2 separate regions of the Homo sapiens genome follow, and region 2 is linked to region 1. The links are chromatin loops, found by intact Hi-C in ENCODE. Cell type or tissue: dorsolateral prefrontal cortex. All regions are shown on one strand. Links, peaks and the distances in the headings refer to the core of each region. The heading gives the core; the rest is flanking DNA. Region 1 overlaps ATP10B (ATPase phospholipid transporting 10B (putative)). Region 2 overlaps ATP10B (ATPase phospholipid transporting 10B (putative)).

The links. Peaks named below come from ENCODE experiments on the same cell type or tissue, not always from the same donor. Only the 100,000 strongest peaks of a DNase experiment are listed, where the experiment ranks them.
Region 2: it touches region 1 in a loop (2.4-fold over the local background); 9 of 110 quality-filtered maps call a loop at or near these places.

The regions. Positions count from the first base shown.
Region 1 is chr5:160,782,821-160,791,161 of GRCh38, reverse strand. It overlaps ATP10B (ATPase phospholipid transporting 10B (putative)), which reads left to right. Exons shown (of 26, transcript NM_025153.3): 2 at 5,359-5,603. Among named protein-coding and RNA genes, the nearest start is that of ATP10B, 65 kb to the left of the region's middle. In dorsolateral prefrontal cortex, for the core only: a CTCF peak has its summit at 3,702 (motif pointing right); no DNase peak of the experiment used is centred there; H3K4me3 peaks cover 742 bases; H3K27ac peaks cover 1,875 bases.
Region 2 is chr5:160,682,235-160,690,575 of GRCh38, reverse strand. It overlaps ATP10B (ATPase phospholipid transporting 10B (putative)), which reads left to right. Exons shown (of 26, transcript NM_025153.3): 4 at 1,633-1,816; 5 at 2,482-2,776; 6 at 4,303-4,497. The coding sequence starts at 2,502. Among named protein-coding and RNA genes, the nearest start is that of ATP10B, 170 kb to the left of the region's middle. In dorsolateral prefrontal cortex, for the core only: a CTCF peak has its summit at 4,670 (motif pointing left); no DNase peak of the experiment used is centred there.

The DNA of each region.
Region 1 (8,341 bases), core at 287-8,286:
GCTAGGGGAAAATTTATATTCTTTCTTACTTAGGTTGCTGGATGAATTTTGTTCCTTGGCAGTTGTAGGACTGCAGGCCCATATTTCCTTTCTTGCTTTCACCTGAGGTCTATTCCCAGCTTTTAGATGCTGCCCAGGTTCCTTGGCTCATGACCCCCTTCCTCCATCTTCAAACCAACAACAGTGGATCCAGTCTCTCTCACTTTAGATCTCTCCTCCTGCTTCTTTCATCATCGTGTAACTCATCAGCGCTTCTGCCTGCCTCTTTCACCTTAAAGGACTCATGTGATTACACTGGGCCAACCCAGATGATCCAGCATCATCTCCGAATCTTAAACTCTGTAACCTTAATTCCACTTGCAGAGTTCCCTTTGCCATGTGATGTAACATATTCCCCAGGTCTGGGGATTAGGACATGGGCATCTTCAGGGAGCCATTATTCTGCCAGAGAATACAAGGTTCCCTTGGCAACCTCATCCTTTTGTCAACTTATGATCTTGTTTCAACTGTCCTCCTCATTTACAGGTGCAATAACACAAAGGGTAATTTCTCCTTGATACTTATATATAGCCCTGACAGTCAGGACTCCTACCCAGTTCTAATTCTCAGGAATAAAGCAGTGTCTTTGAGCGATACCTCATATATCTTGGGAGTTGTGCACCAACTCATAAAAGACACCTAATAGATGTTTCAGGGGTTAGGTTTAAGGCAGAATTTGGTGACTTCTAGGAGTAGTTTTCTCAGGTAGATGTGAACTGGGAACCAGGGTTAAGACGAGGGTTTCTCTCTAACTTTCCTCAGAGCCAGACCTAAAATAGCCTAATCAACACTGAAAAATTACTTAGGTTTCTTGAGTGGGTTGCAAAGAACAACTTCTTTACAAACTTTTTTCAAGTTGCAATTGAGGATAGGATTGGAAAATACATGTATCATACCCAAGGCAGTAATTTCAGAGAGAAGAGAAAAGATAAAACAAATGTCCTTTAAAGAAAATAAGGTGACAGGGTACCATCCAAATTGTCTGGGTGGAACTAGGCAAAGGTCAGCCAATGAGTAGTCCTCTGGGGGATCAACTTGGAGATTAACTCTGGCCTCATTGTACTTTCTCCTTTGTGCACTGTAGAGGAGGGAAGCGCTTCAGTGTTAGGTCCCTGGGACAGAAGCTCGAAGAGGATAAGGAATTTGCCTATTTTGTTTTCTTTACACCCAATCTTCAGAATACTCAGCAAACATATACAGTATTTGCATGAATGAATGAATACATTGTTGATTGAATGACTGCTTGATTGGTTAACAGATACCTAAGTCCTCCTTTGGTTCCCCATCCCCAACCCCCTGCTGGGCTATATTGCCTAGAAGTTAAACCTTGTGCTTTAGAATGAGACATGAACCTAGGTCTCACCTCCACTATCTATTCTGCCAATGTGTTCCCTGGGAACTTCCTTGAGTCTGTTTCCTGTCTGTAATCTGTAGCCAATAATTACGCTTGGCATTGTGAAATTTCATTAAGATAATAGATGCAAAGTGCTTAGCACAGTGCCTAGCAGTACAGTCATGTGCCACAAAATGACATTTCGGTCAACAGCAGACCACAGATACAATAGTGGTCCCATAAGATTTTACTACCATATTTTTATTGTACCTTATCTATGTTTTTATTGTAACTTTTCTATGTTTAGATACACTACTTACTATTTTGTTACAATGACCTACAGTATTTAGTAAAGTAACATGCTGTACAGGTTTGTAGTCTAGTCACAGTAGGTTAGACCATACAGCCTAGGCGTAGAGTAGGCTTTACCATCTGGGTTTGTGTAAGTTCACTCTATGGTGTTTACACAATAAAAAAATCACCTAATGATGCATTTCTTAGAACATATCCCTTGTTGCATGGCTGTACTCAAATTTGTTAGCACTTAATGTTAGTTCAAACCCACTTCTACTGCTAAAGGGGTCTCCCGGTGATGGTCAAACTGAATTCCCAGCCTACATGCCTCTACTTGAATCAATTGGCCTGTCTCACCAGCATTTCATCCACATGTATGGGTGCATGTACATGAGGTGTGTGCACTCATGTATGCATGCACATAAATATCAAGGGGCCAAAGTAAATGTAAATGCTATCTTCTCCATGAAGCCAACTATTGAGGCCCTAGTCAGAATTCATCTCTCCACTTTAGAATTTTTGAATGTCGATTAAGCCATCTTTGTATGTATCACATACCGATGCCTAGCACAGTGTCTGCCATAATATAGAAACCTAACTGTTTCTATATTCATCTGCTCATTCATTTTGGATGAATGAGTGGATGGATGGATGGTGGATGGATAGAAAGTTAACTTACTTATGTTCTCTGGCAGCTCCACAGGGATTTATTTATCCTTAGGCACACAACTAGTCAGCACAGTGCCTTACCCACTGTAGCTATTCACTAAATAGTGGTTGGATGGTGATAAAGGAGAAGAAAAATTAGAAAACCAAGACCAATCCCCACCTGGAATCATTCTCCTTTCAGGGCATTCTATTGAAAGGAGTTATTGAGAAGAGAGGCAGGGAGTTGACAGCCACCCTCTGGACTCTCTCCCAGGGCCTTTTTAGAACAGGAAAGTTAATTATGGAACCAGATTAACAGTTTCTTTTTTGATACAGCCAAAGTAAAACCAGCAGGATGCAATTTAGCTCTTCCCCACTTTCCAGATAGCAGCAAATTTTCATACAAAACAAAGAGACACTTGAATTGCAAATTACTTAGAGACTCAGCTAGCAACCCCAACGGAAGAATATTTCTACTTTCAAAATCCGCTGTTGCCTTTTTAGGTTTAACCATGTAGTGGGACCTTCACAAAGGCCTGGGCGTCTTGCTGTTTCAACTGTTGGCCAAGTGGGGAGGAGGAGCAATTCATTAAGGTTTACTGGAATGTCCCAGGGTGAGCTTTTTGCTCAGAACATTTTCCTCTTCTCCAGACTGTCTGTCTCTAACTCTCAGAGCACCAGCCTCTACTCACAGAAATGAGGGCTAAAGGGTTTCTAGAGGTCATCTCACTGGAGAGTAGGAAAAGCAAATGCCTATAATGGCAAGGGGAATGTAACAAATAAAACAGGTGGTGAAGGTGAATGTATGACCTCTAGGAAGTAGATGAGGACAGGGGCAAAACTTTACCCCATCTAACCATCACTGGACCATTAGTGATTGTTGCTAGACAGTTCCAACAAGTCTGTAATCTGGATTGTTAATTGAAACGTTCTTCTTAGCTGTTGGCATCTAATTAATAAGGGGGAATAATACCGTCTATTAGCTGGATACGGACTATGGGGCCACCAGTTTATAACTTCTGATCTAGCACACACGGCTTCCTTATTTGATAGACAGGGAAACCAAGGTCAAGAGACAGAAATAAAAGTATAAAAGATCACAGAGTGTCCCAATCTTCTGACACCTCCTCCAGTGCCTAGCTGATTCCACCATACAGCCTCCCCAAATTCCTGCCCCCCACGCAGGACACGGAAGCTTTACTTTCACAAGAGCATTTATTAACTTATTTTTCTGATTTAAATAAATAATTCCTATTTTCTACAGAGGACTTGGAAGATTTAACAAGGATAAGAGAAAATTAAAAAGTCTCACAGCAGTGCCATTTTATTTATGGAGGAACTGGAGGCTAAGATGGAAACCTAGCTGGACCCAGGCTGCTTCCAGACACGGCCACTGGAGGGCAAGGTGGCATCTCAGTTGGCTTAGCCAACAATAACAGGTTGTAGGAAGGTTAGGGCAGGGGTTGAAAACACAGCCAGGTACGTGGCAGAAGTGAGTAAAGGAGGACAGATCAGGAAATACGGTGAACGAAGTAAATGTGCCCTGCCTGAACCCTGTAGACACCACTCAGATTCAGCTTGTGTCCTTGTGTGGGAATGCAAATAATGTTGACAGCCTTTTGGAATTTTTTAATGTGAATCTTGAAATCTACCCTTTTTAAGTAAAAATTTTCAATGTGTGAATGTAGTTCAAATAATGTGTGTGTGTGTGTGTGTGTGTGTGTGTGTGTGTGTGTGTGTGTCTGTGTCAAAACCCTTCAAGGAGCAGGATTTGGGCTATGGACTTTCTCTTTGTGAACTCTGTTTAGTGACTCACTGAGAATGAACTGGGCCCTAGGCAGGTCAGTCAGCTGGGTGGAGAGTTTGTTTGTGATTAGTCACAGGCCACCAGAGAGCTGTCATGCAGATGACCAAAATCAGGGGGACAAGACTGAGGAGGCCGAGGCTGTCCATTGACTTAGTTCAGCTGTCCCCTGGAGAGTGAGGGCTTCAACAAGAACCAGGCTGCATCTTGGACAGACCCTATAGGGAGATCTTCTGCCCAAATCTAAAGCACCTACCGTGGCCTTTTATAGAGTATGTGTGTGTGCATATGCATGTGAATAATCTTTACCTTGCTAAAATAATATAGATTATCTCCCTTGGTAGCCTTGTGGAAGACAACTTCATTGTCTCCAAAGTGGAAATGTTTAAAGTCAGTAAAGTTAGCAATGAGTGTGTCAACTCTTTCCTGTAATGAGTTACTGTAATGAATTACTGAAAGAAGTTAGGCAGTAGAATGGAATGGAGGGAGCCGTTGAATAGGAGTCTTGAATTTTCCCACCCTGCCCTCTCTCTTGAGCTTCTATTTCATACTCTATGAAGTGAAAATTATGATAACTGCCCTGTTTTCTATATTGGTGAGGATTTTTTTAAAAAGAAAAACAGAAAACCCAATGGCTTAAGAAAACAACAAAAACTAGCCTAAGCAGAGAAGGGTATGTATAGTTCACACAAGTGAAAAGTTCAATCATAGTTAAATCTGGGGGTCCAAATAACATCAAAGCTAGGTACCTCTCACTCAAAACTGCAGTCTTGATTTCCCATGTTGGCTTCCAGCAGCTCTGGGTCTCCATCTTCATCATTGCAAATACAGTAGAAAGAGACCTTCTACTACATTTTCAACACAAGTTTCAGAACTGACTTTCATTGGTCTGAAATCCCATATCCATTCTGAAACCAGTCAATGTGACAAAAAAGATGAAATGCACTGAGTGGCTGGACCAGCACACATTTCATGGAGCAATTAGGCATTTAGCTGAGGATCTCTGGGACCATAATTTGCATTCTGTATGGTGGCAGATAAAGTAGCAGACCTGATTCCCTGGCAGAAATAAAATGTTTCTACTGAAACAACTTCCTGGGAATCTATTCCACTTGCTCTATAAAGTGTGTCTAAAGCTAAAGCCATCCAGTTAAAGAGAAAAGGGCAAAATACTTGATTATTGCTGATACTAAAATGAGATTGTATATTTTGTATTTCTTTTCTGTCCTGTGTCGTGCAGGCTTCCTTTGACAAGAGAATCAGAACCGACTGGTGACATTTGTTTCAATGAAAGCAACAGTGTGAAGAGTAAGTAGTTTTTCCTATTATTCATCTCACTCAGTGGAGATAATGAACTCCTCTCCACTGCCAAGATGAGAAACTACCATTTCTTACACATGGACACAAAGATGAGAACAATAAACACTGAGACTTCAAAAAGGAGGGAAGGAGAAAGAGGAACAAGACTTGAAATCTACCTATCAGGTACTATCTTTACTTCTTGGGCAGTGGGGTCATTAGAAGCCCAAACCTCAGCATCACTCAGTATACCCATGAAATAAACTTGCACATGTACCCTCTGAGTCTAAATTAAAAAAACAAAACAAAACAGAACAAAAAAAACACCACCGCTATCTCTTCCTCCAACCCAGTAAAATAAACGTCAGCTGATCTGGTATGTCAGATGCCAAGTAAATGGTTTAAACTTTCTCCATTGTATATATTCCCCAGACAACATAGGACCTGTCAAATTATATATCACTTAAGATGTGCTATTGGCTGCAAGTAACAGAAAGTACAGATTCAAGGTGGCGTAAATAACAAGAAAAAAGTTGTTGGCCCTCATAAGAAGTCCCAAGGTAAGAGAGGTCCATAGATTGTCAATGGAGTAAATCAGTAATATTACCAAGACTTGGATTATGACCTCTTCAGTGGGTTGTCTCTTTCATCAGTCTCCAGCAAACTTCCTCTCACATTTATTGGCCAGAAATGTGTTACACACCCTTGCCTAAACCAGTCCTTAGCAAAGCAAATGGAACCACCATGATTGGTTTAGAATAACTGTTAGTCCCTTCTTGATGTTAAGAATGGGACTCACATTCCCTGAACTACATGGTTGTGTGGAGAAAAGGGGATATATAAACAAAACTAAAATCTTATTAGAAAGAAAAAAGGAAGAAAGAATAGTGATTGTAAAGGCAATCAATAGTATCTACTATAAGATGATACTATGAAAATCTCAGCAGTGCTTCCTCTAAGAGGAAAGCTTATAAAGGTACTCAAGTTCTAAGACCTCACATACTCCATCATGGCAGAGAAAGCAGGCACAAGCCTTGGCTAACCTCCCCTCTAGTCATGGGTAAAATGAAAGAAATACTTAGACTCTAGATATAAAACCCAAGGCATTATCATTATACCATATGCAGACTGTTTCTCCAATTTGCATAATTATAAACTCCCCCTCAAAGAGTAAACATCACTGCCAACTTAAAAACAACAACAACAACTACAAATAACATTAAATATGCATTGCTAATTTGACTTTCTAATTTGTCTGGGCTCTTCACAAAGATGTGCATAACTCCGCAGATACCAACTGCTTAAGAAAATCCTCCACCTGCCTGAAAAGGCATCAACAGGAAAAGAAAAGCTAAAAATTAGTTTTTTAGATAAGAATTTGAGTTGTTGCCTGAAAATTACCTGCAGTAGTTCATTCTATTAAAAAGGACTCTCAAATTCATTGTCCCAAGCATTGCTTACCACCATTCAAGTATAGGCAATTGCTTTGTGCAGCCAAAAGAAGATAATTTTGCAAGATCTCACCATTCAGTTTTAAGAGTCTCCTGTGAGCTGTGTATGGCCTTATATTTGGTCATTTATAGGAAATAATCCAAGAGTTTCAGAAAGACTTTTCTGTCTCAAAATCTGTCTTTTATTGATCTGCCTCAAAGATCCACACCACTTGGGCTTCGAAGCTTTGAGCTATAGTACAAATATGCTACCTGGCCAAGGTGGATTAAGCTATTATTATTTTCCTCAATTTCAGTTCCCTGATGAGCCGCGATGATAAGTGGGACACAGGATGTGTATATGCATAGAGGCAAGTCCTTCTGCAAGAATGGCCATAATCAAAAAATGAAAAAACAATAAATGTTGGCTTGGAGGCGGTGAACAGGGAACACTTCTACACTGCTTGTGGGAAGGTAAACTAGTACAACCACTATGGAAAACAGTGTGGAGATTCCTTAAAGAACTAAAAGTAGAACTACCATTTGGTCCAGCAATCCCACTACTAGGTATCTACCCACAGGAAAAGAAGTCATTATACGAAAAAGATACTTGCACACACGTTTATAGCAGCACAATTTGCAATTGCAAAATCATGGAACCAACCCAAATGCCCATCAATCAGTGAGTGGATGAAGAAACTGTGGTGTGTGTGTGTATGTGTGTGTGTGTGTGTGTGTGTGTGTGTGTGTGTATCATATATATATGATATATATATCAACCATATATATCACCCATATATATAGTATATATATGATATATATCGATCATATATATGATGGAATATATATATGATATATATATATATATGTGATGGATATATCTATCCATGGATATATCCATGGATAGATATATCCATCACATATATATATATATGATGAAATACTACTCAGCTATAAAAAGGAATGAATTAACAGCATTTGCAGTGACCTGGATGACACTGGAGACTATTAGTCTAAGTGAAGTAACTCAGGAATTGGAAACCAAACGTCGTATGTTCTCACTGATATGTGGGAGCTAAGCTATGAGGACACGAAGGCATAAGAATGATACAATGGACTTTGGGGACTTGGGGTGAAGAGTGGAAGGGGGACAAGGGATAAGACTACAAATATGGTGCAGCGTATACTGCTTGGGTGATGGGTGCACCAAAATCTCACAAATCACCACTAAAGAACTTATGTAACCAAACTGTACCACAATAACTTATGGAAGAAAATAAAAAATTTCCTTTGAATTAAAAAGTTCTCCTGGAGGAGGCATACAACTTACATGTGTATATGTAATTTGTAATATATGTGTATATATACTTCTATATAATGGAAATACCTGTTATGTATAAACACATAACACATATGAATACAATGTTACATAGTGAGATCCTTTTATACAAGCTATTCTCAAACCCGCTTTGTGAACTCAATATTATAGATATC
Region 2 (8,341 bases), core at 80-8,079, 100 kb after region 1:
GTCGTCTTTTGAGAAGTGTCTGTTCATGTCCTTTGCCCACTTTTTGATGGGATTGTTGGTTTTTTCTTGGAAATTTGTTTAAATTCTTTGTAGATTCTGGATATTAGCCCTTTGTCAGATGCATAGATTGCAAAAATTTTCTCCCATTCTGTAGGTTTCCTGTTCACCCTGATGATAGTTTCTTTTGCTGTGCAGAAGCTCTTTAGTTTAATTAGATCCCATTTGTCAATTTTGGCTTTTGTTGCCATTGCTTTTGGTGTTTTAGTCATGAAGTCTTTGCCCATGCCTATGTCCTGAATGGTTTTGCCTAGGTTTTCTTCTAGGGTTTTTATGGTTTTGGGTCTTACCTTTAAATCTTTAATCCATCTTGAGTTAATTTTTGTATAATGTGTAAGGAAGGTGTCCAGTTTCAGTTTCTGCATATGGCTAGTCAGCTTTCCCAGCACCATTTATTAAATAAGGAATCCTTTCCCCATTGCTCGTTTTTGTCAGGTTTGTCAAAGATCAGATGGTTGTAGATGTGTGGCATTATTTCTGAGTCCTCTGTTCTGTTCCATTGGTCTATATCTCTGTTTTGGTACCAGTATCATGCTGTTTTGGTTACTGTAGCCTTGTAGTATAGTTTGAAGTCAGGTAGCATGATGCCTCCAGCTTTGCTTTTTTTGCTTAGGATTGCCTTGGCTATATGGGCTCTTTTTTGGTTACATATGAAATTTAAAGTAGTTTTTTCAAATTCTGTGAAGAAAGTCAATGGTAGCTTGATGGGTATAGCATTGAATCTATAAATTACTTTGGGCAGTATGGCCATTTTCACGATATTGATTTTTCCTATCCATGATCATGGAATGTTTTTCCATTTGTGTGACCAGTGGTTTGTAGTTCTCTTTGAAGTGGTCCCTCACATCCCTTGTAAGTTGTATTCCTAGGTATTTTATTCTCTTTGTAGCATTTGTGAAGGGGAGTTCACTCATGATTTGGCTCTCTGTTTGTCTATTATTGCTATGTAGGAATGCTTGTGATTTTTGCACATTGATTTTGTATCCTGAGATTTTGCTGAAGTTGCTTATCAGCTTAGGGAGATTTGGGGCTGAGAATATGGGGTTTTCTAAATATACAATCATGTCATCTGCAAACATAGACCATTTGACTCTCTCTCTTCCTATTCGAATACCTTTATTTCTTTCTCTTGCCTGATTGCCCTGGACAGAATTTCCAACACTATGTTGAACAGGAGTGGTAAGAGAGGGCATCCTTGTCTTGTGCTGGTTTCCAAAGGGAATGCTTCCAGCTTTTTCCATTCAGTATGATATTGGTTGTGGGTTTGTAATAAATGGCTCTTATTATTTCGAGATACTTTCCATCAATACCTAGTTTATTGAGAGTTTTTAGCATGAAGGGTGTTGAATTTTATCAAAGGCCTTTTCTGCATCTATTGAGGTAATCATATGGTTTTTGTCATGGTGTCTGTTTATGTGATGAATTACGTTTATTGATTTGTGTATGTTGAACCAGCCTTGCATCCCAGGGATGAAGCTGACTCGATGGTGGTGGACAAGCTTTTTGATGTGCTGTAAAGCAGCATTTCTTTGCCACCTGGGCAGACCATCTGCTTAATCAAGTACTTGGTTTCAGAAACCACCAAATGGAGTGGAGAAAAAGAAAAGGGATCCCCTATCCCCAACTCCAGCCATCTAGATTAAGAAAAGCCAGCTGACTGGACAGTAGCACAGCCCAGTCACCTCATGGACAAATTTCCTAGGAAAGAACCTCTCCCATCTATTCTACTTATCACTCTCCTTTGAGGTTCCGGCCACAGGTGAGTTTCTGGAAAATGTCATCAGAATCAGAAAATGTTAGCGCCAAAGAAAACCTAAAGAATAGGTACCTTTTCCTTTGTTTTAAGATGTGTCCCAATATATTTTTCTGTACTATCCAATTTGTTCCTCACAAAAATCTTGTGGAATAAGTATAGAAAGAATAGTGTTCCTGATTTCACAGTGAGGAAGCTGGAGATCAGTTGAAGGTGAAGGAACAGCTCCCCACTAGGACTGAACCAGAGCTAGTCTTCTGACCTGCAGGGTCATAGCCCAGCAAGCCACACTTTAGCTATCCCTGACAGCCCCAATTAGGCCAAAAGCACGTCCCACCCACTTCAATGCTCCCATGGCACGTATTCCAGTGTTAGGAGCATGTTATTTATGTGATTATTTGTTTAGTGTGTCACCCTAGAACATAGGGATTCTAACCTCAGATACTCAATCTTAAACAAAATCCTTATGACTCTAATGTCAGAAATCCTATCTTTAGGAACAACAGGGAAGCAAATGGTCAGGATCTAGTGACCTTTAGTTACAAGGAAGTAGGTCAAAGTGTGGGTTAAGACTACTTTCAGTGTCTACCCTGCATGGATGGGGGAGAAATGAACAGGCCAACATGCTGCACGTTTCTCCTAAACATAGCTCCTCCTGTGTCTGTTTTCAGATCTTCGCCTGCTGCTGGAAATGGCCCTCTCAGTGGACTCATCGTGGCATCGGTGGCAGTGGAGAGTCAGAGATGGCTTCCCCCATTGTCCATCGGAAACCACACCGCTGCTCTCTCCAGAGAAAGGGAGACAGAGCTACAACTTGACACAGCAGCGGGTCGTGTTCCCCAACAACAGCATATTCCATCAAGATTGGGAAGAGGTCTCCAGGAGATACCCTGGCAACAGAACCTGCACAACCAAATACACCCTCTTCACCTTCCTGCCCCGGAATCTCTTTGAGCAATTTCATAGGTAGAGATCCACTTGTCTGAACAATACTCTTTTTAGAGAAAGAGTCTCATTCTGTTCCCCAGGCTGGAGTATAGTCGTGCAATCTCGGCTCACTGCAACCTTCACCTCCTGGGTTCAAGGGAATCTCCCACCTCAGCCTCCCAAATAGCTGGGACCACAGGCGTGCACCACCATGCCCGGCAAATTTTTGTACTTTTATGTAGATATGGGGTTTTGCCACGTTGCCCAAGCTGGTCTCTAACTCCTGGGCTCCAGTGATCCGCCTGCCTCAACCTCCCAAAGAGATGGGATTACAGGAGTGAGCCACCACACCCGGCCACCAATACATATTTTAAACAAGTATTTACCACTTAGATAAACTCAGAGATGCTACCCTCTGGGGGCCACCTTTCCTTTAATATCCAAATGCATTTGTCTTAAGAAGTTTTTTCATTCATTCTTTCATTCAACAAATATTTGTCAGGTTCTATGCTGTCTCAGGCCATAAGCTGGGAGCTAGAGATACATAAAAAAAATGGAGAGGCAGAGAGATACTGTCCTTATTGAATATATTGTCTAGTAAAAGAGACAGACATTAGTTTTTTAATTATATAAATTGATATAAAGTTGTAACTACAATAGATACTTCTAAGGAGAGGTATATGGTGCTATTATAGTGAATAATAAGGAAATCTTGGCCTAGTTAAGAAAGTCAGGGAATTGAAGTACAACATGAAAGAGAGACTGCATTACCTGAGTGAAAAGGGATGGACAGAAGTCAGCAGAATGTTCCTGCAGACAGACCTGTACATGCAAAGGCACTGTGGCAAGAGAGAGCAAGATGCACGTGGAAAACTTGAAAACATCAGCAACTCTTTTGAGATAATGTATGAGATCATTTTAAATTAAAAGTTAAAATATGTGCTTATATATCACCCTCAATATTGTAATTATTATTATAAGTGACCATTTACTGAGCAACTGCTATGCTCCAGAGCCCTCTGCTGTATATCATGCAAATATTATAAATCATGTAATATTTATGGGACCCCTTTAAAGTCCATAATACTATCCCCATTTTGTGCAAGAGGAAATAAGCTCAAAAAAATCACACAACGAGTAAATAACAGGAACAGAATTTAAATCTAGATGGTTTTCCATTCCTGAGAATAATCATCTCCAGTCTCATCCATAAGCATGACAAAACAAACTTTGGGGACTTAGGGGGAAAGGGTGAGAAGGGGAGAGGAATAAAAGACTACAAATTGGGTGCAGAGTATACTGCTCGGGTGATGGATGCACCAAAATCTCACAAATCACCACTAAAGAACTTACTCATGTAACCAAACACCACCTGTTCCCCAATAATCTATGGAAATAATAAATACATCTAGATGGGTTTGGCTTCAAATCCATTACCATAATGTTTGAGGTGATACTGAAAGAGAAGGTTTAATTGATCAAGGCCAAACAGTAGGGAAGAAATGGGGGAGAAAGTACATTTTTCTTCTCCATAGTGTTTATTCACACTTCGCTTGCCCCTCCAGATGGGCTAACCTCTATTTCCTGTTCCTGGTGATTTTGAACTGGATGCCCTCCATGGAAGTCTTCCACAGAGAAATCACCATGTTACCATTGGCCATTGTCCTGTTCGTCATCATGATCAAGGATGGCATGGAGGACTTCAAGAGACACCGCTTTGATAAAGCAATAAACTGCTCCAACATTCGAATTTATGAAAGGTAAGAAAAACCATCCCTGTGTTCTCTCTTGCAAATGGGTTAGGCAAACTCATCAGCATAGCCTCAGGATGAGTCTCTTTTCTTCGATTTTATTTTCCTAAATTATTTAATTCACTGATTCTCAAGGGGGGGTGATTTCGACCCCTAGTGGGCATTTAGTAATGTCTGAAGACATTTTTGGTTGTCATACTGGGAGTAGGGGGTACTACTGACATCTAGTGGGTAAAATCCGGGGGTTCTGCTAAATAGCCTACGATACACAGGACACCACCGGGGAACAATTATTAACCAGTCAAAATGTCAATAGTGCTGAGGCTGAGAAAACTTGTTTAAGTTGTATAAGCACTCATATTATTAAGCACACAGATGCAGTATTATTAAAGGTGAGTTGAAAGCTTAAGAATTAAACTCTAGGATGGCTGGATTATCTTGGGAGACTAAGTTCAGGAGAAACTCTTTGGAGGATGTCAGGCAGTGTCTCCCAAACCAAGAAAATGTCTGCCATTTTAAAGCCTCAGTTGCTTGGGTTGAAAATTCTTGCTTTTAGAACCAGGTAGGTTTTAGGACCCAGAGTTGGTACACCTGTTCTTGGCTGCCCAGGGTGGAAAAGGAAGACACCTGTAGGTGACGTCTACATTCCAACAGGTGGAGTCTCAAACAAGTAGAAGGAAGTGGCCTGGTGGATACACACCTGTTCTCTGCAGGCTCTTTCCTTGTCATGTTTCTCCCCTGGGGTTTGCAGCCTGGCTTTTCATTTTTAGTATCCTTCTGAAAGAAGAGAGAAAAATTTTCAGCAAAGAAGGCAAGTAAAAGATGAAAATTAAATTATGAGAATTAAAAAGACAACATTGAGCAGAGATGAAAAAGGAAGGGAGGAAAAGGTGGAAAAGAAAAGAAGACAAGAAGCGAGTAGTGGTCTCTAACTTGCTCTTTGAAGGATGGTCTCACAAAGAGAACCCCAACAGACATCATCGTGGGAATCAAATCAAGACCAGCAAGTACACCGTGTTGTCCTTCGTCCCCAAAAACATTTTTGAGCAGCTACACCGGTTTGCCAATCTCTATTTTGTGGGCATTGCGGTTCTGAATTTTATCCCTGTGGTCAATGCTTTCCAGCCTGAGGTGAGCATGATACCAATCTGTGTTATCCTGGCAGTCACTGCCATCAAGGACGCTTGGGAAGACCTCCGGAGGTACAAATCGGATAAAGTCATCAATAACCGAGAGTGCCTCATCTACAGCAGGTAAAGCAAAAAACTCTGGGGAAGTCTTGGGCCCAGCCTGATCTTTTTGTGGCTGCTATCACTGCAGTTACTGTTTGTAGAAGGGATGGAGTAGGGAGATATCATTATTTTATTTCAGGGAAGCTGTTCAGTTCTCTACAGTGAGCTTTATAGTCTACAATCCAGAAAAAAGGAGGATTGAGTCAGTCTTTTAAAATTAGGAGGTCTTTATCATGTAGCATTTTCTTCACTATTTCAAATGTGTCTAACATTTAACAGTTTTGCATATATTCTCATCTCCTCTTAACCCAGTGTGGCCATGAGCACATTTAAGGCTGGTTGAGGACACTGGGAGGGAAGAGGCATCACTGTATTTGGGGGAGCAATGGAGTATTGTGTTAGGAGAAGCACAACAGGAGACACACTGCCTGAGTTGAACAGCCTCCAGTACTTACTAACTGCCTGACTTTAGACAAGCAATATAACCTCTGAAATTCATTTTGTAATTCCTAAAATTTGAACAATTCCTGAGGTGGTTGTGAGAGTTGCAGGAGATAATTCTTAGAAAATACTTAGCACAGTGTATGACATACAACAAATGCTCAGTAAATGCAAGCTGAAATTGCATTATTTTTAGAATGTCAAACCCAACGTTTCCTTCATCACTAACTCTGTTTTTGGGAGTTCTCCCTGATGTTGTCTTAACCAAAGCAAAGACTGCACACCACCTGTCCTGAAGCTGAGAAACCTTGTTTTAACTTGTGTAAGTGCTCATATTATTAAGCACAGAGATGCAATATTTTTTAGGGTGAGTTGAAATCTGAAGAATTAAACTCTAGGATGACTGGACTATCTGATGTCATTAGACATTTATTTAATGTCATTTTATACATGTCATTGTTCTACAAAGGTTTCATTGAGCAAATGACTAAACTAGGTTGTCAGGATAGGACATGCTCTCACTTGGCAAGGAAAGAAGACAGAGTTAGAGTGTGTCTCAACTTTGTGATAACCCACATAGTCCTAAAAGAAGCAAGGGAGTTGAGTCTGGGCTCACAGAGAGACTAGAGGGACAAAGCACCTTCAGAGCTAGCAGTTGGCAGCCTAAGATGATGGAGTCTCTAGCAGGTAAGAGCTTGACTTCTTGCTGAAGAAGGAAAACATCCATGTCTCACAAGCAGCACCCTAGGCCATCTCATTCCTTTTGACTCTCCAGCCCAGTTCAGCAGACATTCCGCACTGGCTCTGGTCCTTGTTAGAATGAAAGAGGCTTGCTTCGAGGTATGTACTCCAGCCATTTAGGCACTGCTTACTTCTAAGGAGGGGTTCTCTTCTCCAGGGGAGTGAAAGGTGGCCAGCTTAGAGCTGGCTGCTGAAAGGATTTATGAGTCAAACTCCACTTGGAAAATTGTAGCCAGGGGAAACCTCCAAGATGAGTATCTAATACAATGACTTTAGATGGTATTTACCAATATCATCCAAGAACCCCTGCAAGAAACTCCATGTTCATCCCTCAGCAGCAAATGAGCTTCTTGTCTCTTTGCTTGGAGGGACACAGTTGCACGTTTAGAAAAATTAATCTGAAGGATAATTTTTTTTTCCAGCTAGATCCAATTGTCTTGAATGTTATGAGCACACTGGACAGCCAGAGTTAACATTTAGTCGTTCCTCGCCTTTGAATATGAAAATTATAAAGAGAGGATGAAATCACTGCTGGGGTGTGATGCCTTCCTTTGAAAAAGCGGTGTTTGAGAAAGCATTGTTTTTCTTTTTTTTCTTTTCTTCTTCTTCTTTTTTTTTTTTTTTTTTTTTTTTGGGGGACAGAGTCTTGGTCTGTCGCCCAGGCTGGAGTGCAGTGGCGCCATCACAGCTCACTGCAAGCTCCACCTCCCGGGTTCATGCCATTCTCCTGCCTCAGCCTCCCGAGTAGCTGGGACTACAGGTGCCCGCCATCACGCCTGGCTAATTTTTTGTATTTTTAGTAGAGACGGGGTTTCACCATGTTAGCCAGGATGGTCTCAATCTCCTGACTTCGTGATCCGCCCGCCTCGGCCTCCCAAAGTGCTGGGATTACAGGCGTGAGCCACCGCGCCCGGCCGAGAAAGCATCGTTTTTCTTTTGGCACCAATCCACCGTCACTTTTTGTTTTCCACCTTACTGTCTTGTTTTTTTTCCATGGAATATACACAGTGGCAAGCCAGGAAGCTGGTGCCTCAGGGAGGAATGCACGTGGGCTGCAGTGAGCCTGGTCCTGTTCTCCTCGCTCTGCCAGAATATCGCAGAATCATGGCCTGGTTCTTGGGAATAATCTCAGTGTGGATTAGACCACAGACTCATCTGTGCTGGGAGCTGGCAGGACCTAGGCCAGGCTGCTGTTGTTGTTTCCAAAATAGCTTCCAGGGAACATCGGAAAACCAAGATGATAACAATCTAGAAAAAAGAAACATTAGTCCACCAGCTCACTGGCAGGGAGGAGCATGGAGTTTTCATAGCAGTATTTCCCAAAGTGTATTCAGTGGAATAACAGTGACAAAGAAATAGTCTCCGAAAAAATACGTGCATGGCCAAATTATATATGCTGGCCCTCCTCCAATGGACCCATAGCCCATGAAGGACTAAGA